Linked DNA regions of Mus musculus: region 1 is linked to region 2. The links are chromatin loops, found by intact Hi-C in ENCODE. Cell type or tissue: left cerebral cortex. All regions are shown on one strand. Links, peaks and the distances in the headings refer to the core of each region. The heading gives the core; the rest is flanking DNA. Region 1 overlaps Pus10 (pseudouridylate synthase 10). Region 2 overlaps Papolg (poly(A) polymerase gamma).

Evidence for each region. A loop is a pair of places that touch in the nucleus more often than their neighbours do. Peaks named below come from ENCODE experiments on the same cell type or tissue, not always from the same donor. Only the 100,000 strongest peaks of a DNase experiment are listed, where the experiment ranks them.
Region 1: a loop joins it to region 2, with 2.8 times the contacts of the local background. A loop is called at or near these places in 17 of 42 quality-filtered maps.

Annotation. Positions count from the first base shown.
Region 1 is chr11:23,673,131-23,685,070 of GRCm38, forward strand. It overlaps Pus10 (pseudouridylate synthase 10), which reads left to right. Exons shown (of 18, transcript NM_028304.3): 4 at 108-194. Among named protein-coding and RNA genes, the nearest start is that of Pus10, 13 kb to the left of the region's middle. In left cerebral cortex, for the core only: a CTCF peak has its summit at 6,290 (motif pointing right); DNase peaks (open chromatin) are centred at 3,036, 6,282, 7,508 and 9,409.
Region 2 is chr11:23,872,335-23,884,274 of GRCm38, forward strand. It overlaps Papolg (poly(A) polymerase gamma), which reads right to left. Exons shown (of 22, transcript NM_172555.2): 6 at 11,727-11,780; 7 at 9,849-9,960; 8 at 7,540-7,629; 9 at 3,986-4,124; 10 at 2,141-2,213; 11 at 1,456-1,576; 12 at 894-978; 13 at 93-146. Among named protein-coding and RNA genes, the nearest start is that of Gm12061, 16 kb to the right of the region's middle. In left cerebral cortex, for the core only: no CTCF peak of the experiment used is centred there; no DNase peak of the experiment used is centred there.

The sequences.
Region 1 (11,940 bases), core at 2,075-10,074, 200 kb before region 2:
CTGAACTGAATGCTGGGAAGCTGTGCAGTGTCCTGGGAGAGATTTTATTATTAGAGTCACATTTTCAGGAATTCTTGGGAGTTTACCTATCTGTAATACTCTTTTAGGTGTGCCAAAAGGTTGAAGCCTCTGGGTTTGAATTCACCAGCGTGGTTTTATCTGTCTCCTTTCCACCGCAGCTGTCTGTAAGAGAGGTAAGGTCATTTGCCCACTTCAGAGCACGTGTAAAATGTAAGCTAGGAGTTTCTAATTTCTAAAACACACCAAACAAAAATGGGAATGTAAACTTGGTACAGAGGCTCCCACTTTTAACCTCAGTACTGGGTGTGGAAGCGGGGTGGCAAGGAATTTGAGGCCATCCTGGGAATATTGCTGCAGTGTTGCATGATGGGACATGAGCAAGAGTGGCTAGACATGCCTCGGATTCATTGCACAGGTGGTTTTGAATTAATTTTGGTTGTTGCACATTCAGAAACCTTTTATCATTATTAGTTTTTTCTCGTGACCCCTCTACCTTCTGCTATGTGATACCAGGTGTGGTTGTCACCCACAGTCTAAAAGGCTACATATACAAAAATCACATTGAGCTAAAAGGACATAATTTGAGAACTTTTTATTTGAAGTGTCTTCTCCTAGATACTGGTTCCTAAACTTTTAGCATGTAAAAGGTTTATTCATAGGTAGGTAAGGTGGCTCCTGCCTGTAATTCCATTATCCAGAAGCTGGGGCAGGAGGATTGCCAGGTATTTGAGCCTAGCCTGAAGTTTCCCAAGCACCATCCCAAAGATTTGTATGTATTTGGTCAGGTAGGGCTTAGGAATTTGCATTCTAAACAGCAAACTCACCAGTGCCATTGTTACAAAGACTGCATGTTGAGGAATTAATACTCTTAAGGGTTTTTGGGGTTTTTTTTTACATTTTTATTTTGTTTTAGTTGTGTGTATATATATCCGTGTGTGTGTGTGTGTGTGTGTGTGTGTGTGTGTGTGTGTGTGTGTGTGTGTGTACCTGTGTAGAAGTCAGGACAACTTGCAGTAACTGGTTCTGTCTTTCTGCCATGTGGGCCTGAGGCATTGAACTCAGTCATCATTCTTGGCAACAGGTTCCTGTACCTGCTAAACCATCCTGCCTGCTCAAAATGAAGAATTAAAAAATATATCCATTCTTGCAAGTGGGGAGAAGGGCTGTAAACTTTGGACAGGTGAATTTCAAACAATGCAAAAAAAACTGGCATAAGCATCTGCCTAAGAGGTATGTTATAAGTTTTAGGAAGTTCAGGGAAAGCAAATTTAGTTCAAACCAAATTATTATAACCAATAAAAGGAAGTTTAGAGAAAAATCCCCATAAAGGATTGGGGGGCATGGTCCTTACGGTGGTAGTGTATCCCTTTAATCTCAGTACTTGGGAGGCAGAGGCAGGAGGATCTCTGTTAGTTTGAGGCCAGCCTGATCTACAGAGCGAGTCTAGGACAGCCAGGGCCACACAGAGAAACTCTGTCTTGAAACCTTCTCTCCCCTGCCCCCCAAATTGGGAAGCCGATATGATGATTCACAGTTATAAGTTCAGCACTTGGGAAACTAGACAGGATGGTTGCTGTGAGGTCAGCCTGGACTATATAGGAAAAACCTGTCTCATTAAATAGTTTTAAAAGAGTAAAAATGAGGAATTCGGTCTATGCCAAAGACAAGAGGATCCTGAATTCATCTTAAGTTAGAGAGAGGGCATCGGAGGAGGAATGTGCATTTAAAAATTTTCATTTTGAAAAGCTTAAAGTATTGTAATGAGTGGCCCGATGAACTCCTTGTTAAGTGTTGCCCAGATTGAACAATCAAGTTTTATTTCACAAACTTAAGATCAGTTACAAAAAATATAAGCCAAAATAGAGTCATATTAGTACAAATATAAGAGGGAGGCTCAGCTCTGTTAGAATTGCAACAAAAAAACTAGACCCTACAGTGAACTACTAAGAGAGTAAAGAATTGCTAAGGGACAGGAAACAAATGAAGCAGGAGACAGGCCTTCTTGGAATGATGCACACTGATGATAGATGGAGAGAAAGGTGGGTTCTGAACGTCTTGCTTTGCTTTTGGCCTTTCTGTCAGGGAAAATGTGATCGTTCTCAAAAACAAACAAACAAACAAACACGTAGAACAGTCATTCTGAGAAGAGTGAAAGTTCTGGCTCCACAAAGTGACGCTTTCCTAAATGGGCTCAGTCCTCTGGGTTCGTGAATAGTTATATTTCAGACTGAACTCGTGTATCATCTACATAGCATCTTTTGTAAACAACAGAGGCTGGCGCCTTCAGGCAGAACCAAAATGCATTTTGGTAATCTTCCCTCCTTCCCTTCAAAAGCATCTCATGTTAGACATATGAGCAGAAGGTTGCCTCCATACGAATCCCCATAGATTTGGCCATGTCACAGTCTGAGACCCCATGATGTGGGGGAGATGTAGGAGAAAGAGGGACTAGAATATCATATTGTATACCCTACTATGCCTCCTGCTGCTCTCTCTTTTTCTTGTACAAAGTCACCCAGTTCAAAGGGAGATGTGTTGGCTTTGAAGTGACATGAAATTGACTCTTTGAAAGCAATAGTAGGTATGGAATAGGACATAATTATGTTTGGGTTCCTGCTACCCACCTTGAAGAATATTTACTGGCAATTACTAAAAATAAAATAAAATAAATCATTTCATGAAACTAAAAAAAAATTATATTTCAAGATAGAGTTAAAACAGCCTGCACCTGCTCATTATCCTCAGGGATGTTAAAAGGCAGCATATTTTCCAAGCGATTGGAGACAAAGTGCGCCTTTCCCAAAAGTAAGTAAGTTAATTCTGAAAATTAGCAGCTGGCAAGCTCAGCCGCAAAGCACAGTGAGATTCTGGACCAGGAGCTCCAGGGTGAGCCGTGGGCACTAAGCTCGAGGAAGGACAAGTTTGCTGCGAGCAGAGTATGTCTGAAGCATGGAGTGAGCTGGTAGAGCTTGGCAGTGCCTCGCAGCCCCCTGCATGGCCAGTCTCTCAAAATGCTTTCCTGAAAGTGGCCGGAACATGGCAGGGCCTAACTACAACTGACTGGATTGTGCTGGACTGTCTGTATCCGAAAAGAGTGAATGGATGACTAATCCCAAGCTGGACAGTGTTCAGCCTCGTGAAACTCCATTGAGGGAAGACGTTAGAATAGATGCTGCATCTTCACTTTCTGTCTTCCCAAATCCTAGTCTCCAAAAGTAGGACACAGAGGTCCTTTGATGGGCACCTGCACATTGAACACACCATCACTGAACTGCAGGGAGGCTCCTGATGTGCTTCAGGGCTCTCTCCTCTCTCTTCTGTCCATAGTTTATGCTAGTGAAGATGTATGTGAACCTCACTAGGGGCTACATGACACAGGGTTGAGAGTGCAGCAGGCATGTTGGCTATTGCAGTTAATTCACAGTAGAGCTTATGAACAAGAGCAGTCTAAAAGGACGAATAAACATGAGCTAATGAGAATAAACATGAGTTTAAGAATAAGTTAATAAGAATAAACATGAGTTTTTATGCCTGAGTTTAAAAAGCAGTTGCCAAGTAAAGGAATGACGTAATGTATTTGCAGAGATGCCTCTGGAGTGGTAGTTAGAGTTGCTTAAAGAGACAGTAAGCCAATTGGATAACGGGGTCAGATACAGGGTGGCTAATGTTTGGCTTTCGGCCCACCTGGATGAAAAGGTGACAGTTGTCTTCCATTAGTGCTCCTGTTCTTGGAATGCCATGCTTACGTGGAGGTTTGTGCATTAGAAGGAACAAAGACAAGTTAGTTTATGTTCAGAAGGTAGGCTCAAGATGGATATAATTCTCATCCCAAAGAATTTACCAGAATGGATATATTTTTTGACACAGATTAAACCAAGGACAGAAAGCCACCAAGCTGAGGTACATGAAAGAAAGATCATCTTCTTTTTCCATTTATTTATTTATTGATTCATTCATTCACTCACTCACTCACTTACTTTACATCCCACTCACTGCCCCCTCCCCCTGCTGATCCCCTCCATCCCACAATCCTCCCCTCCCTGCACCCCTTCTCTTCTGAGAGGATAGTATTCCTCCTGAGTATCCCCCCACCCTGGCACGTCAAATCTCTGCAGGGCTTCTTTCCCACTGAGGCCACACAAGGCAGCCCAGCCAGAAAAACATTGCACAGACAGGCAACAGCTTTTGGGATAGTCCCACTCCAGTTGTTCAGTACCCATATGAAGACCAAGCTACATGTCTGCTCTATATGTGCAAGTTGCCTAGGTCCAGCCCATATAGCTCTTTGGTTGGTGGTTCAGACTCAGAGAGCCCCAAGGGTCCATCCCTGTCAGTTGACTGTTGGTCCTCCTGTGGAGTTCCTATCCCCTTTGGGACCCCAATCCTTCCTCCTGATTCTTCCATAAGAGTCTCCAAGCTCCATCCACTATTTGGTTGTAGGTGTCTGCATCTGTTTGAATCAGCTGCTGGGTAGAGCCTCTCAGAGGACAGCCATGCTAAGCTCCTGTCTGCAAACATAACAGAGTATCATTAATAGTGTCAGGGATTGGTGATTGCCCCTAGAATGAGTCTCTAGTTGGGTCAGTTATTAGTTGGCCATTCCCAAAGTCTCTGCTATATCCCCCGTCCCTGCATTTCTTAAAGACAGGATAAATTTGGGGTTAGTGGGTTGGTGTCCCTATCCCTCCATTGAGGTTCCTACCCAGCTACAGGAGGTGGCCTCTTCAGGTTCCATTCCACCAATTCTGTGAGTCACAGCTAAGGTCACCCCCATTGATTCTTGGGAGCCTCCCTTATCCCAGGTCTTTGTCACATCCTGGAGATGACCCCCGCCTCCATCATTTGCAGATTTCCATTTATTCTCATGGCCTTTTGGCCACTCCCCACCCCACATGTTCCTCCCTGTACTTGATCCCATTCCCTTCCTCATCCCCTCTCCCTCCCAGACCCTTCCCTCCATCTGCCTATTGTGACTATTTTATTTCCTCTTCTAAGTGAGATTCAAGCATCCTCCCTTGGTAGATGATCTTCTTAAAGCCCAGCAGGGAGTTAAGAAGCCCTTCTATTTTAATGCTGTTGCATTACTTCACATGGGAGTCTACATCCTTTCACTTCAGATAAAGAAGACAATGACAAATTCATGATTCCAGTCTGTGAGCTTGGTAAGCCTGGAAGTTTATTGGGTTTATTGTAAGCGACTCAGGCAGCAATGTTCCTGAAAAGCCACCTCCACAAACAGGATGACCTGTGAGAGGTGCTTCATACAATACCAGTACAGCCTGTGCCCAGCTTCTTTGCCTAAGAGCCTCTTGTCTTCCTGGCTTGTGTGCTCTTCATCCAATCTCTGGTGGGGAACCTCATTAGTCTTGTAACTTTTATGAGCTTCCTGGAGTCCTGTGAAGTTACTGTTTCTTTTAAAATATTTGTGTGCGAGTGTCCGTGTCCGTGTCCGTGTCCGTGTCCGTGTGTGTGTGTGTGTGTGTGTGTGTGTGTGATGCGTCCCAGTGTGCCTGTGGAGGTCAGAGGACAGCTTACAGTAGTTCGTTCTTTCCTTAGAATATGTGAGTACTGGAGATCAGCTGTCTGGCCTGGCCCCAAATCCCTTCAGCTGCTGAGATGTTTGCCAGCCCTCCTGTAGTTCCAGGAGCTTCATGAGTGTCCTACCCCTTTATGAGAGGATACTTTTCAACCCAGAGGAAATGGCTACACAGCATGCTTCCCTTTCTGCTGACTTTTACACTCTCCTGCCCCTTCTGCTGTGATGTTCCTGGGACTTTGGAGGGGAGGGGCAATGTAAGTGTTTGGTTACAATCTTCTGTGTCTGGCTGAGCCTTGGGTACTATACCACACAATAGACACTTATTCTCAGAAATTTAACTGGTGAGTTTATGCAGTAACCCTCTCCCATTGCAAAGGGAACATTTCCTCCCATTAGTGAAGCTGAGAGCAGCAGTCTGGGCATAGACACAAATGTTTGGAAATCAGTTTGAGAGACACATATCTGTTTAATGAAACAGTGACAGCTCCCCATTGTAGCCTGTGACCTCCTCAGTCATGACTGTGTGTCCTGGGCCTGCGGCACTGTTCGGGTTCCTTCCTGTGATGTGATCCAGGTGGACTCTGCTGCCACAGCCACTGCTCTGCTCTCAGGAGTGGCTTCTGTAAAGCCACTGTGTGACAAGGATTATCAAGGATGCCCCAGACCAAATTGGGAAGTCTTGCTCATTCTTTGAGGTTTATCTTGTATCAGCTGAGTCCAGCAGAGGGCGATATTGTACCATCAGTTTAGTTCATTTCCATCTTATGGCTAGTATATGATGACCCCTTTGTTCACCCTAGTGACCTTAAATGAGTTATATTGCATCATAAATGTTACTCTGATCATATGAAGCACCCTGTTTCTCAATGTTCAGTATGATATGGAGTTTTGTTTGTCAGATCAAAATATATTTCTTTCTTTTCTTTTCTTTTTTTTTTTTTTTTCCCTGAAACAGGGTTTCTCTGTACAGCCCTGGCTGTCCTGGAACTCACTTTGTAGACCAGGCTGGCCTTGAACTCAGAAATCTGCCTGCCTCTGCCTCCCTAGTGCTGAGATTAAAGGCGTGCGCCACCACACCTGGCTCAAAATATATTTTTTGTTTCCATGCTTTGCATTAAATAGTCTGAATTAGGTAAGAATAAAATTACCAATTCTGCAGCAGCACTTTTTCTTTAATTTAAGAAATTATATTTTAAAAAAATTTCATAAATTAATATTTTAAATGTTTTTTTTTTTTTTTTTTTTTTTTAATTTGTGGTCTTACCAATTTGGATCCGTTGATCTCATTTAGGATCTGAAGAAAATAATGAATTCCTTTGTCCTAAGCAAGCACAGACTCACTTGGCATGGTGTAATTCTTGTAATCCAGCACTCAGGAGGCTTAGAGGATCGTGAGTTCAAGGCTATGCAGGCTATGCAGTGATACCCTATATTAAAGCAAGTGAAGAACAGGAGAGCTAGAAGCACATACTCAAAGTTTGCATGCATTTACAGATCCTTGGCTTTATCTGAATTGTATTCTTAGGTAAAGTCTCCCTCTCTGCTAATGTCCTTACTTCTTCTAAGCGATTGTGGTTTCTGTTGTGTTTAGTTCTCAGATCAACTGCAACTATAGAGAGCCACTTGTTTAAGATAGTAATGTGTGTGTAGGCCTGAGCTGGCTGTCTTCTGATTCAGCGGTTAGATTTTCTCCTTTCTCTTTATTTTCCATGCTTTTTCAACTTAAAATTTGTATGGCAGACACCCCTCCTAGATATACAACACACTAAAGATCTCCTTTGTTCTGCTGTGCTTTCTGAACTTAGAAAGGCAGGTTTAAAGTTTGCCTTAGCGTGTGCAGGAACCAGAGGTCAACTTGGAATTCTTCTGGAGCTTGAGACAGATCTCTCACTGACCTGGGCTTGCCAATATGACTAAGCTGGCTGGCTAGGCAGAGCTCCAGGAACCTACTTGTCACCACTGTAAGTTAACAGGCCTGGCTTTTTTGCATGAGTACTGGGGATCAAACTCACGTCTTCATGCTTTTGGTGGCAAGCGTTTTTGCTGACAGGCACTTCCTCGGCCTTGCGGGCAGCGGCTGGCTATGTGTGATGTGCAGTTGCACACAGCCTGTGAGTGCACTCCAGAGGAGGGTTTTGAGTGTCTTACCATTAACTCCCTGCCCTATAGCTTTGAGACAGCCTCTCATTGAATCTGAAGCTAGATAACAACCAGCAAGCACCAACAAGCCTCCTGTCTCCCCCCTCTCCTCAGGACTGGGGCTACCCATTCATATGCAGCACAGTTGGCCTCCTAATTAGGAGCCTGGGATTTGAACTCTTTTTTCCTGCTTGAACAGCAAGTGCTCTTGCCCACTGGACCATCTTTCCAGTCCCCAGGCTACAACTTTAAAAACCTTCATAGCACACAAGTATGTTTATGCAGCCATCCAAATCCATCTTTCTGTAAGATGTGACTCCAAGAGGTTTCCAGCATATGCAATTTTGCACTTTTAAGAGACATGGAAAAGCCAGTGAGGTGACTCATCAAGTTAACACGAGTCCCCAAGTCCAAAGCTCCGAGCTCAGTTCCTTGGACCCACATGGTGGAAAAGAGAGAACCAGTGCTCACAAATTGTCTTCTGACCTCAGCATGCACACCATGGCATGCACAATGCCCATGCACACACAAATAAGAGTCATGGACTCATAGGGCTTGAAGACACCTTCCTAGTCACGTAGAACAGGGCTCCCTAGCTTTTCCTGGCATTGAATTTAAAGGATGATAGTTATGTGTACATTGTTGTGATTTATCACAGCCCTGGAGAGAACACCTCTCCAGGTGCAAACCCGTTCTTACCTTTTGAGAATGACTGCAAGAAAGTCTGTGAGTTCCTGACCTTAGCACATAAAAAGTGACCTTCGATGGTCACTCTTTAAATGATTTGAAAATTCTCAGTGTTCCTGTGTATGTGTGTGTTCTGTATTGGGGGAGGGAGCCCATGCCACAGTGTGTGGAGGTCTGAGGACAACTGTAACATCAGTTTTCTCCTGCCTTTATATAGGCTCCAGGGATCCATCCCACTTTGCCAGGCTTGCACAGTAAACGTTTACCCTCCAAGCCATCTGCCAATTGTTTTAAAATTCGTATGACATACATTTATTTATTTATTCATCATGTATGAGTGTACATGTGTGCATGACATAGTGCATATGTACTGGTCAGAAGGCAACTTCTGGGAGTTGGCTCTCTCCTACCATGTGGGCCCTGGGGATTGAATTCTGGCCATTATGTTTAGAGACAAGTGCCTGTACCTGTTGAACTTTTTCAGTGGCCCTCTTCAAGTTTAATGTAGCCCTAGTGTGTGCATCGGCAAAAAGGTAAGTTTTTTCCATCCTTAAGGATGGTGACCACTTGCCTAGCCATCACATCTTCATTTGAAAAAGAAAGCCCTGAGCTCATAGAGATCAAATGACGTCCCATCTTATGTTTATGGGAATTTGAATGTGTTTTCCTGCTCTTTTCATAACACTTTGTAAAGCCATGTTATCTCTTCAACCTGTAAATTTTGTGTATTTGACTTTACCTGATCATTTTAGTTACAGAATAACTTTCTTAACTACTCACATTGTTTTTATAATTCATGTTAAGTATACAGAGCCCTAGGCTTCACTAGGGTGTTTTCTTACACATGTATTATACTTTGTACTAATTCCAGCAGTGGTTAAGTAGGGCCGGACCACCATGGAAATGTACTGTATATTGGATCCAGGAATGCAGTTGAAAGCATAGTCAAGCATGTGCTTTAAATGATTAAAGACATATATTTATTTTCTAGCTTGCCTTTTTTACTGGCCTGCCTCCAGCTGGTATAGGTGGAGAAAGAGCAAGAAGGAAGAGGTTGGTTGCTATGGTTTTTCACTGTGTGAATGTATGCATAGGCTGCATTAAAAACAGTGAAGTCTCCTGTTTTGATTTGCATGTTTCTATACCTGTGATTCATCACACAGCATCTTTAGAACTTATAGTTGGAATCAGCGGTGTATAGAATTTAAAGGAAAGCATGAAGAAGCAAATCCCTTAAACGTGTCTCTGTTGGAGGTACCACATTAGCACACGGCCACTTGCCAGCTGTGGAGAGCCTTATGATATGGTTTTCGGGTACATTAACTTTTAGGACTGTAGCCTCGTGCACTAAGTTTCAGAAAAAAAGGAACTTCTAATTTAGGCTCTTCCTATTTCTGATTTGAATGACAGAAATGTCATGTCAACCATCTTTTATTTTTTTTTAATTTTGTTTTGAATAATATCGCTTTGCTTTAGATTTAGTAATTCTGTCACAATTGTATCTGAGTCATACATAGTGACAGTAAAGCATAGGTCACATAGAACACAGCTACATGAGTACTATGTTTTTTAGGAGATAAACTATGTCTTTTTAGCAAGATAAACTTATGAATGTAAGGCACTGCTGTTTATTGAGTATTTGTATAGGCAATCTCACTCAGACATCACAGCGCTCAAAGAAGGCTGGGCTTTTGTCTTCATTTTTCTGTGATGAAATTGAAACTGAAGATTGCATTACTGATGAATAGTAGAGTTAGGATTTGAACTCTGAACTCTGAACTAGCCTATCCCAAAGAGAATGCTTGTAATTGCCACTTGCCATACTGCCCACGCTGTGATTTGGTAAGATTTTAAACACGGGTTGTTTCTAGGGCAGATGCACCTCCTTTGGTACTTTCTCCAAAAACTGTGATATCTTTAAAGTTAGAGAAAGAATCCTTAGCTCTCTGTCTGTTTTTAAACAAAACAAGGGCTCTTGTAATATCTTAACAAGAGAAATAATTTAAAGATGTGGGAGATGGCTCAGTCAATAAAGTGCTTGCCCCTCAAGTTTGTGGCCCTGAGTTCGATCCCCATGGCCATGTAAAAAGATCTCTGGTACCCAAACGCCAAGCCAGGAGCACTGGATAAAGTGAGCTTGTCATATCAGCACTGGGGAGGTGGAGGAGACAAGAGGGTTTCCAGAGCCTGCTGGCCAGTCAGCTTAGTCTAATTACCGAGTCCCAGGTCTCAACTAGAGAGTGTGTCTCAAAGGAACAAGTGGGAAGCTTCTGAGGAGCAGTGCCCAGGCTGACCCCTGGCATCCACATGTGCCTGCTATGGTGCCTATGGACGTCATAGGGACTGGAGTCACAACTGGAGTTGTGAGCTGCCACTGGGAATTGAACACAGGTCCTCTGGAAGACCAGCCATATACACCTGACCACTGAACTATCTCTCCAGTCCCTTTCTCACATCTTAAAGATCTTTATTTATTTGTTTGGCTTGATGCACGGTCTTACTGTGTAGCCCTTGCTGGCCTAGAACTCAGAGATATTCCTGTCTCGCTACCTGTTGTGTGTTGGGATTAAAGGCCTGTGCCACCATGACTGGCCCTATTCTTACTTTGTTAATCATGCATATGTGCACACAAGTGTGGGTTTCTGTAGAGGCTGGAGGTCGGATCCCCTGAAGCTGGAGTTACAAGCAGCTTTAACTTGCCTGAGGTGGGATTGAGTGCTCTGCACAGTTAGTCCACCCCCTTAGGCAATGAGCCCTCTCATTTTCTCCCATTTTAAGTGATTGCCTTATAGAAAGAAAACAGGGATTACTTGGTGGGAACTGACTGGTTGGATCTGCTGTGGAATAGAATGTTTTCTTCTAGTTTTGAATAAGTGCTCGTTGTCCCTGCAGTAGCAGCTTCCTGCACTGTCCTTTGGGTGTGTGAGGAGATTGCTGTTAGGATTAGCATTTGGAGCTTGATCTAAGCCTCACATAAAACAGCCATAATGCCCTGTATGCCATGCCTTTTGCTTAACATAATTTATGAGACTTTTTAAAAAATACATAATGCTTTAAGTTTTTTTCCCCCTATTTTCTAGTTTTTGCCACCTTTTGAGTGTATGTATTTTAGAAAAATAAGTCTGTGCTCTTGTTTGACAAATAAAATCTTTTCTCTTTCTGAGAATATTGATATGTAGTGCTGTGGTTATAATTTTCCTCTTTTCAATTTATTTTGATTTGACACATGCTTGTCTATACTTACAGGGCAGATATGATGTTTTTATGTATTTCTACATTGTGTAATAATCAAATCAGGATAATCAATACATTGTTTTAAATATTTAGCACTTCTTTCTGGCACAAACATTTTTAAAAATGCCCCCTTCTATCTATTCTGAAATATATATTATTTCTTACCATAGTCATCCTGCCACCAGAGAGTTCAGAACCCATTACTCCTGACAGGTAATCTACCTCCCAGGCCCTTTGTGCTCTACCTTCTCTACCTCATCTGTGCTGTCAACTCTAGCTGGTTCCTGTGTGTGCGTGTGCGTGTGTGTGCGCGTGTGTGT
Region 2 (11,940 bases), core at 1,725-9,724:
AAAGCCAAGCAAGACACTATTTTATAATTGGTGTGGCATTGTTTAACCATTGTTATCATCAGACATGAAAGAATGTGAAATATAAGTCTTACCATTCTAGATGGTTCTCTTCTGTTGATGCACTGGCAGTCAGTACTATATAATGTCTATATGGGATTTACAGCATGATCAAGGAGGAAAACAGCCAGAAACATCTGTTAGTCTGAGTTTTTTTTATCTGTTTTCTTTCTTCTTTGCAAAGAACTAAACAATATAACTACACAGTTTCTGAAAGCTACAGATTACTCTATTTTTACAAAACTATAGACTCCACAATTAAGAAACAGCTCACTTTAACAACTATCACTGATGCTAGACTAGCCACTGCTAGACTGAGGGCCCTGACCACTCAAGATTTCTACTGCCTATTCTCTACCTTGCTTAAGCAATGTGAGACACTGTCACCTATCATAATTTGCTTTCTATATTTAAAGCCCTATTGGACATGTGCTGGCTTACACCTAAAATCCTACCACTCATCAGGCAGGAGAATCACCATGAGTTCCAGGCCAACCTATGTTACAAAGTAAGTTTGAGGTCAGCCTGGAATACAGAGTGAGCCTCTGTCTTAAGAACAAAGCAAGGGTCCAGCAAAATGAGTTAGCAGGTAAAGGCACTTGTTACCAAGTCTGCTGACCTGAGTTTGATCCCTAAGACCCACACAGTCTACAGAAGGCAGATCTAACCCCTGCAAGTTGTCCTGTCCTCCAAATGTGCGTGCATGCCCACAGGCAAACACAACCTAACCCCCTTAAAAATAGAAGATGTAAAAAAAACAAACAAAAATCATAAATATGACAAAAAGTTATTTTTCCCCAGATACATATATAACAAAATTATAAAAGTTTAGATACCTGTATTTTTGAAAGAAATTTGGTGGCTCTAATAGTTTGGACCAATCTGATTTCCCTTGAAGAATTTCATCTGTAACTGCAAGACCTAAACAAAAAGAAAAAAACAATGGGTTTTTAGAAACTAGGTCTAATTTTGAAAAGTGCCTAGCTTTGTGTCATTCCACCCAAACCATCTAACCCAACAAGTGCTTGACTTAGAAAATGTAAATACACAATGCTGTTTCTGAGAACATAAAGGTTAAATTCTACCATATTGGACTGGTTCAATTTTTGGCCTTTTTTTTTTTAAATAACTATTTATTTATTTTATGTATAGAAGTTCACTGTAGCTGCCTTCGGACACACCAGAAGAGGGCATCAGATCCCATTACAGATGGCTGTGAGCCACCATGAGGTTGCTAGGAGTCGAACTCAGGATTAATATTATTTTGGAAAGCATTTGAAGTTTTAAAAAGAATTAAGGGTTACAGAATTCTGACAATCAATAGCTACCAATACAGAATACAACTGTCTACTAAAATCTTGGGAATATGTAAGGGACAACAGGGCCAAGCATATTTACCTTGTTTAAATTCTTCTACCATTACTGTTCGAGTTGATGTAGACACATTATATGTAGAATTCTGTTGTGGGTAGGCAGGGGTAATTATTGGCATAAGATGATACCTGTCTGACGGATTTACCTATGAAATTAGAAGCAGAATAATTACCTATTCTTCTATTTAGTAGTCCTCACTTTATTTCCCCTAAATTATGAAGAATATGAAATATAAATTTAATACTAAACTCTCTCAATTCTAGGAAGTATATTTCTCTTCTGAACTGCATTTCTTCCTGAAGTCAGACATATTTATTTGTCAGAATTCTGCAGAATTTTTCCTCAGTAAAGCTATTAAATGATGCAACTTAGAAGCAATAGTTTTTCAGAATTATTGAAGTATAATAACTAGAGACATTATCTTCAAATTTATATAGAAATAAGTACCTATTTTATTAAATTGGAAGCTATGTGAGAATTATCTGCTTTAAGCTGTACTACAAAGTATTATTTTTATATATTTCAGTACCTTATTATAAGCAACTACTTGTGAATCAGTTTTTTTACAATGGATTATGATACTGTTTTGATACAACCACTTATCTGGTCTTATATGAACAATTTTTAATGACATAACATTTGAACTACGATTTAGAGAAAGGTCCAACTTCTAAATGATTAAATAAAATTCCATAATAAATTTTCCTACCCGAGGATCCCAGACAGGCAAGTTCAAGTTGCTTTCTTCTGGTTGCTTCAACAGCACAGGATTTGGCCATTCCCTAACATGAATAAAGTAAATTAATTCACAAACACTTCAGATGCCATATAAAAATATTAAAAGTATTAACTTGTCCCAATCTTCACATGACAACGTACAATGTACAAGGAAGAGTCTGTTTATTTGCCCTTCCTCAGAAACGCCAACCAGTCTTTTGTTAGTTAAAGCAACCTGAACCTCCCTTCTCATCTGCTTTTACAGATTTGATTCTGATGGTATAGTAACAGCAATAACTAAAACTAACATTTGCTAAAAATACCAGCACATGAATGAAGCAGCTATGATTATCATCTCCATTTTCCTAGGTGAGCTTAATGTACAAAGCCCAAATCTATGGTATGGGGCTGTTACTATGATAAGGCTCATTCACAAACTCAAGTGCCGCCTTGCTGACTTACTTAAGAGGTACAGGGGTTATGAGCACTGATTGTCAGAGAGCATCACGGGACAGACATATAGAGCAGATGTGCAGCTGGGTCTCCATGTGGGACTTGTAATAGCAGGAGCAGGGGCTGTCTCTGACTCAACTGCCTGCCTTTGGATCCCTTTTCCCAACTGGACTGCCTTGTCTAGCCTTAATAGAAGATGTGCCTAGTCCTACTGCAACTTGACATTGCCAAGGCTGGTCGATATCCACGGGAGGCCTCCCCTTTTCTGAGGAGAGGGAGGAGGAGAAGCTGTGATTAGGATGTAAAGTAAATAAATAACTTAATAATATCGAGAGGACCAAGGCCCAAATCCAGCATCTACATGGAGGGCTCACAATTGTAACTACTGTTCCAGGGGACTTAATGTACTCTTCTGACCTCTATAGGTACCAGGCACACAAGTGTTGAACAGATATAACAATACACTCATATACATAAAATAAAATCAAAAAAGGGGGAAAAAAAAGAGTCAAAACTAGGTGTGGTGGTACACATCTGTGATCCCAATACTTGGAAGGCTGAAGAAAGAGGAATTCAAGTTGTATTTAAGCTTGGGCTACAGTTAAAGCCTTTTTCCAAAACATTGGTGGGGAGTGGAAGGGAGGGGAGGGACAGCCAAGGAGCCACAACAAAATTATGTCATTTGTGATAAAATGGATGGTATTGGAGGCCATGACATTAACTGAAATAAACAAGGCACAGGATTTTCCTTCACTCATTAGAGAAATCTGAAATGTTGGCCTCATAGAAGGTGGAAGTAGACTAGTAGCTAGCGGAGACCAGGATAGAGAAGGAGAGGACAATGTCAGGCAATGGATATTAAAGTAGGTAAGTTTTGGTGTTCTGTTGCACAGGAGGATGACTATAAGTAATGTTAGTTGTACTATGGATTTCAACAAGCTAAGAGACTGTGTTCACCAAAAAGAAATGAAAAAGGTTAAGGTCTGAGGAGACACACATGCTAACCTTGATCTGACTGTATAATGTACACTACCAAAATATCGTGGGCACCTCATAAGTATATACAATTTTATATATCAGTTATAAAAAGAAAGGAAAGTGTGTCATGTGGCTGTCCCATCCTCAGATAAATACATCTTAAAGCTTTTAATGAATGTAAAACAACACAGTTATCTATGCATAGGTTTGTTTTCCTTAAGATTTCTCTCTATAGCCAGTACTAAAATAGACAATGGAGCCCAGGTTGTCCTCAAACTCATGGCAATAGCCCTACTTAAAGCTCTCATGGCAGAAACCACTATGCCTGGCTATAGTTTTTAAAATTTCAAAAGTTTTTTTTACACATTCATAGAAGTTAACAATTAGTCAAAATATATATGCTTACCATTTGGAAAAAACTAAAAAAAACTTGTGAACTAAAGTTGAAGCTGCTGCATTTGGGTACAGTTGGCAAGTTCTGGCAACTAGCATTGCCCAGGAGACACCACCAAGGAATCCCAGCATATTGGAATAAATACCACGGCCTAGAAATACGAATATTTGTTAATTATTATTCAGATCTATTATATTTGAAACACAACAGGATAACTTCATTCATAAAACTAAACACAAAAGTGAAATGATTAGCAGAACCCAAACACTAGGCTCAGAGTAGGTCAGCAAACCTTGGTTTCTACTTCTGGCTCTCTGCCCTGTTCCCTAATGTACATACAAAGACCTCAGTTCCCTGCTTTACCACCAACCATCCTGAATAATTCTACTGAAATTATTCCTAAGTGTCCCCACCTCCCCCCAAGTATCTGGAGTTAAAGAGAGAAATAAACAGAAGGAAAGACATCTGGACGTAAGTAGGTAAGAAAGAACATTTCACTAACAATTGTATACATGAGGAGTATTTTAAAAACCAATCACAAAATTGGCAACAAACATCAGGATTTCATAGAAATTGGATAAGTCCCCATTGTGAAGAATATATGAATGATATTAGACTTACCTGTGAAATGATATTTTTATAAAAATTTATGGAAAACTACTACCATATCACATTAAGCCTAATATTAATATGCCCTTATTACACAATGTGCTATTATTTTATGTCTCACACAAAGAAGGGGTAAATCCTACAAAAATGTCAGTTTGGCCATTTAAACATAAAAACTATGCATGTAAAATTGAAAAATACAGTGTTTGATTTATAAAGAGAGATAAATTGTTCATGTTATCCTTTCAATACAAATTACATTATCCTATTTAAGGCCACAGGCAAAAATCACCTGCTTAAACACTCATTTAAGTCTTCCACTGTTCAATATGGTGGCCACAAGCAGCACATGGCTATCTTTTCCCCGCAAACTTCACACCGTAAGACTGATTCATTTAAACTATACAGTTTAACACCTTTTGGTATATTCAGAGTTGTGCAACCCCACAACCATGTCTAGGATAGTTCATCATCTCCAAAGAAACCCAACCAGTCACACCACTCCCTTTTCTGGACCTGGAGACCTAAACCACCACTCACCTACTTTCTATCTTATACATCTCTCCTAATTATGGACATCTTCATATAAATCAAAGCCTATGCATGTTGACTTTTGGGTAACTTCTGCCATACTTTAAGTGGTGTCAACATTCATATATTTTGTATCATTTACCAGTACTGCATTCCATTTTATTGCAAAACAGTATCTGACAGCAAGGATATGCCATGTTTTTATATTCATTCATCAGAGTATGAATATGTGACTTGTGTTTACTCTTTTAGCTATTAGGAATATGATATATGTGACAAGATTTTTTAAAATTTAATTTTATTTGTAATTAATTTTTTATACTCCATATTCCATTTCCCGCCCCTCCCCTCCCACCCTTCAATTGCTCCACATCCCACACCTCCTCCTACCACACCCTGTCTCCACATGAATGCCCCCACCCTCCATCCCATCTGACCTCAAAACTCCCAGTCTCTTGAGGGTTAGGTGCATCATCTCTGAATGAACACAGACTTGGAAGTCCTCTATTGTATGTGTGTTGGGGGCCTCATATCAGCTAGTGTATGCTGTCTGTTTGGTAGTCCAGTGTTTGAAAGATCTCGGAGGTCCAGATTCATTGAGACTGCTGGTCCTCCTATAGGATCACCCTTTTCCTCAGCTTCTTTCAGCCTTCCCTAATTCAACAACAGGGGTCAGCTGCTTCTGTCCATTGGTTGGGTGCAAATAGTTGTATCTGACTCTTTCAGCTACTTGTTGGGTCTTTCAGAGGGCAGTCATGATAGATCCAATTTTGTGAGTGCTCCATAGCCTCAGTAATAGTGCTGTGACAAGATTTTTAAATGAACATTATTTTACCTTTCTTGGGAATCATTCAATTTTAATACCAATGAAATAAAACACAAATTTAAAAATTCAGTTCCTTAGTTGCTTCAGTATAGTCATGAGCCAAGTAATGATGTCAGTCAAGGAACAACCACATATATAATGGCAGTCACTTAAAATTCATTATAATGGAGATGAAAAAATGCATAGCTGAAGAAGAGGTAAGAGAAAAGGAAACACCAGGAAAGAAAAAAAAAACAAGAAAATTGAGAGCAATGTTGGACTGGAAAGGAAGCTGGCTTCTAATTCATGAGCTAGTCCAGTGATCATCCTCATTTTGAGTACCTGGGAACATTGGTGGAAACCATCATTCCTGCCTGCATAAATGGGTTTTGTTTTTTAAGACAAAGTTTTGCTGGTCTTGAATATGTGACCCTCCAACTTCAGTCTACTGGACACTGGAATTATTGGCTTGCCACCATGCCCAACTTGTGTTATTACAAAGGAATTAAATTTTTTTTAAAATTTAAGTTTAAAAAATTACAGTAAGTTAAATATATTATTGAAGAAAGAAAACACTTTTTATAAGTCAGTGAGTCATAAAGTCTACAGTAGTGGATATTAATGTCCCAAACATCTGCAATCACTCGCTGACTCACTAAGATCAACTCTGCCTTCAGCAATTTCCATTTATCATGTCTCTCATCTAAACCATACTTTGTGTTTTTGCTATATGTTGTTTTATCTAGGTATCTTCTATATGAAAGTACTTAGCACTGTGTTACAAAGGCCTACATTATTCAGGTAAAAGGCTTTATATAGGTTTTCAGTTTAGGGTCAATAGCTTTCCACAAAGCTGAGATAAACGGTAGACTGTACCAACTACGTGTATGTGAGTACATTCTATTTGTTTCATAGGTACAAAATCACCTATTGATTCATTTTTCAGACTGTATCATCATTCTTATTTTACTTTTAAAATCGTGTGTATGAGATTATCTAGTCTTGTTGACCATGTGTATACAGGTACATGCACATGTAGGGCAGAGGAGGCCTCTGGGTATCTTGTTCTATCTCTCCCTCACTGATTCCCTTGAGCTTTATCTCAATGAACCTGAAGCTAGGGTACTAGGCAGGCAGCAAGCCTCAGAGACCCTCCTGTTTCTAGCTCTCCAGTGCTGACGTTACTGATACAGGCACACACAGCCATGTCTCACCTTTTGCACGTGTGCTGGGGACTCAAACTCAGACCATGTACCAAGTGGTCTTATCATTGAGCCATTGCTTCAGCCCTCATCTCCCCATCGTCAAGCACTGTCTGACTATAGTGATAAATAATACAGAATGTCCTATATCAGATCAGAACTAGGCAAAGGGCATTTTATAAGCTATACACAAACACACTCACACTCATATATATGTATATATGTATGTATACATAGGCACATACATACAGAGAGAGAGACACACATAAACCATTACACCTGAGAACAGGTGTAATGCTTTTCTAAGTTTACAGACCATCAACCCTCAACAACATCAATAAGGTCAGAGTTTTCATATGTGTTTCAATTACTGGCAACAGAAAATTTAAAAAGACACATAAAGGACTTGGGATACTTACGCTTTGCCCATAATTTGACTGCTCTTAGGGTGAGTCTAAAAGTTTCTTTATTTGGCACTAAGTGCAAAATTTCATCAGTAACTCTACATCCTGAAAAAGACAAAACATTGATTTTTCACTAAGGCGTTAAAACTCAGTTAATTCAAATGGTCTCCTAACCTTCAGACTCTCAACTGAAAAACAGATGGGTCTCCTGTGTATCTGATTTAATCATAATGTCTCCAAGTTATAAAATTTTCTTAATAGAAACCTTTTCACAAAGAAGTGTAATTTACTATCACATAAAATAAAATAAGCTGGGTATGGTGGTGCTTGACTTAAATCTCAGCACTCTTGAGGTAAAGGAAGGTAGATCTCCGAGTTTGAGGCCAGGCTGGTCTAAGAGTGAGTTCCACAGAAAAACCACGTTTCAAACAAACAAACAAACAAACAAACAAACAAACAAACAAACAAACAACAGTGTAAAGAAAGGAGCCTATAGATCACTGGCTCTTAAACCTGAAGAACCTGTAAGGGTAAACCTACTTTTTAAGAAGCCTCTATCATTCCTTACCATTTTCACTGTGTGCTAACGTTTGCCTTGGTGGAGCATTGACAACTACAGTGTTACCTTAGAGGTCAAACACAGCAGTGGCAACAAAGTATACAAGTGTACAACACACTTCACTACTCTCATAGGCTCCCAGTTAAACAAAAGCAACCAAAAGGAAAGTGGTGTATCATCATTTCAGCTGCATGCTAAAATAGCCTTATTTTCAACAAATACTGGGTTGCTTGAAATTATGACTAAAGATAAAAAAGGTTACACAACTGGGCATTCAGTAGTCTCTGAAAAATAAACTAAATTCCTTGCCTCAAGGAAAACAATGATACTATTTACTGTGGATAAGAGGTAAGCTTTCAAGTTAAATTAGTTATAAATCACTTTTATCTACTATTGTGAACCTGATAGCTTATAAAACTTTAAAGACTCTCATTAATATTAGCATCTCTGGTGCTAATATTAATTAATCAATATAATTTAAAACCCACTTATAATGAAATCTGTGTTAACATTTTGAAGATAAAAATAACTTTGTGAACTAACATTTTCCAAATAGCCAGAGTATGACAGTTAAAAACAAACACCCAAAAACCAAAAATATAACAACAACAACAACAAAAAGCCAGGCAAAGGCAAAAGGACGAGATCACTAGATATTAATGTGATAGAATAATCCTATTTCTTTTTATAGTTTAATAAAAACAAGATATTAGATAATATGTTAACTATAGAAGAAGATAGGGTAATCTGGAAAAAAGACCATCTTATATATAAAATTATTAATTTATAATTGATTTTTACTTCTAGTGAATTATAAATATTCTAAACATTTTTATTCATAATATGATAAATATTGACATATAATCCAGATGAAAAAATATTTTGGAGTTCTCAATAAATCTTCTAGGTTTACAGGCCTTCTGAGACCAATATGTTTATGAACCACAACTCTAAACATAATCTTTCAAGAATTTAAAAATAATTAATCATACTATTTTTATGAAGAAAACCAGGACTTTAAGATTTCTGCTGTTGGTGATGAAATGCAGTGTTGGAGCACACTAAGCCTGTGCTCTAACACTGAGCTATACTCCATGCTGCTCTTAGGTTTTTAGTTTGCTCAAGTCTTTAAAATAGTCCATTAACAATTCCATAAAAGGGCTCTTGTTGTGGATTTGGTTTAATGCTTGTATTATGGTAACTGGGCTCCCCAAACTGCACAAGAATCCCACATGTAAGATGCTGAGGGTCTCTGCCCCCGGTTGGTTCTGATTGGTAAATAAAGTTGCAGGAGCCCAGTGATGGCTGGGCAGGGAGAGGCAAGACTTTAGGATTCTCAGCAAGGGGATAGAGAGAGAAGAAAGGATAGAACTACCATGCCTGGGAAGCAGAAAGATTAGGCTTGAGAAGTGCAGGACAGAGAGACAGCCAACAAGTAAGAGTAATGGAGGGTTGCAGGCCAGGGTAGCCAGGATGGAATATAGGTTTTAATAAGTAATAATTTAGGAATATCAAAGGGGAGAATTGCTAGCCATGTGGAGGTTTGGAAGTAGTTCCACCATTGAGCTGATTAAAGCATATTAAAATATAAAGCTGTGTTTGTGTCTTTCATTAGGGAATCCAGAACATTGGAGCAGGTAGTGAGGAACTTCTGCTGCCAGGACAATCTTTAGAGCACATTAATCAATTAATTGTCTACAACTACAGGCCCTATTTACCAAACTGTTTTCAAGCAGGAATCTAAGATTTCTTTATAGGAACTTACCATTTAAACTTCTAATGCACCGTATATCAAGGCTTCTCAGGCGAGAGTCATCTCTTAGGTCTAAATTATCTGATATGGTTTGTATTGCCAGTCTTGCAAAGACTAGATCAATCTTTGGAAAGAGATAAAAAAGAAAAGAGAATGATTTACTTACTTCTCCTGGTCCATTCTCCCCGACCCTAACTCCAAACATAAAAAGTTCCAATTATTAGTTTGGGATAGTCTACTAAAACATCAGGAGGCCTATGTAGGTGACCTAATATGGGGCAATCATTGAATATCTTGAAATAAAGATGGAAGATACAACACACATTTACTTCTCTTGAAACTCAACTAAGATACTGGGAAATGTTTTGGTTTGGGTTCAGTTTTCTTAGAGTTTATGGCATAATCCACTAGGAAACAGACAATAGAAACATCAGCAAAAGTCATGGAGGCTGGAGAGCACACGGGCAAATGCTAACAGGCCCAGTGACCTAAGATTTAAACATTTTATTTGGGGAATAAAAACAGGTAGCTATGAATAAATACATAGATAAATTTAAAAGAACATTTAGAAAATATAATTAGTATTTTTAGAAACTAAAAACAGGGTAGTGGATATTATTACAAAGCTTGAAAGACAGGGAAAAAACAAGAAGAAGAATTAAAATATTAAGATGTGGTTAATTAAGTAAAGGAAAAATGTGTGTGCTTTTATTTATTTATTTTTAAAGAAAGCTGTTCTCTGGAGACTCAACATACAAATTTTAGGATTCCATTAAAAAAGACCTGTGTGTAAATAAAGGCAGGGAATCCAAAAGAACTCAATAAAAGTTCCAAGAACTGAAGGCCTTTTCATTCTAAAAGACTATTGTATGCCAAGCATATCAGTTAAAAACACATACCAAAGCATATTATCATCATGAATTCTACAAGTATAAAGACAAAATAAAACTAAAACAACTAAATAAAACAAGAGACAAAACTGACCATCTACACAAAGAAAGAGTCAAAACAGTAATATGCTTTTTTTACAGCAGAGGCCACAAGACAACGCAGGCCTTTGAGGATGTAAAAAATCATTTCCTACCTAGAATGATGCACTCAGCAAAACTATGGATTCAGTGCTTTTTAAGCATGCAAGATAAGGAAAACAAATTCTTATTTCGGCATTCAATGGCTGAGCTCCAGTAAGATGGTAGTATATCAAGAAAGAAGGAAATTCTAGAGTAGGGAGAGAAACTTCCATGAAGATCATAGTGAGATCGACAGGATGACAGCTGTGCACAAACGATGGGCCACACTCAGCTGAGAACAGGGCGAAGACCCAGCGGGCTTGCCCTCAAGATGCTGATTAAGTCTTAGCTTAAAGGAGATTATGACAACCATAGAAGACTGGGTAAGTTAGACATAAGTATAACAACCGACTGAACAGTCACTAACTCCCAAGTGAAAAACCTGTTATAGGGCAAAGGAATTGTAGTAAGTCAGTATAATCAATACTGAGATTTGAAACTGTTTTTAAGATGATACTGTAAATACAACACTGCTCCAAACAAAATTATAATAGTGCAATTATTTTCGATGATTATAGGAATGAGAAAGGTGGTGTACAAAAAGCATGAGGAAAGAAATGGAGGTTTGCAAGTTTTCCATTGATGAGTGGTCAAGAGAAACAAGAAGAAGGTGAAAAGACTACTATTAAATTCTTTAAACTGTGGTTAGTACCAGGCAAGCACTCAGGAGGTCAGCTAGTGAGATTATTTCAAAACCCCAAACCCAAACCCAAACCCAAACCAAACCAAATAAAATGTGCCCATGCTAAGTCTGATTTTGAAACAAAACTAACAGGTTAAATATTTCAATTGTACAATTAAAAATATATTAAACACTTACTTCAATACCATCAAATTCAAATTTTATAACAGGTACAAAAGCATCTTCTACAGCCTATAAAAGAGGAAGACAAAAAAACAAAAAACACACACGGGTTAGCCTTTTATTTAGGTCATACAGATTTGTGCCTGCTATTTAACTTATCCTGTTAAGAATATCTGTCAGAAATGCTAAAGCAGAACTGTTGTTATCTTGATATCATATCTGAAGTCTT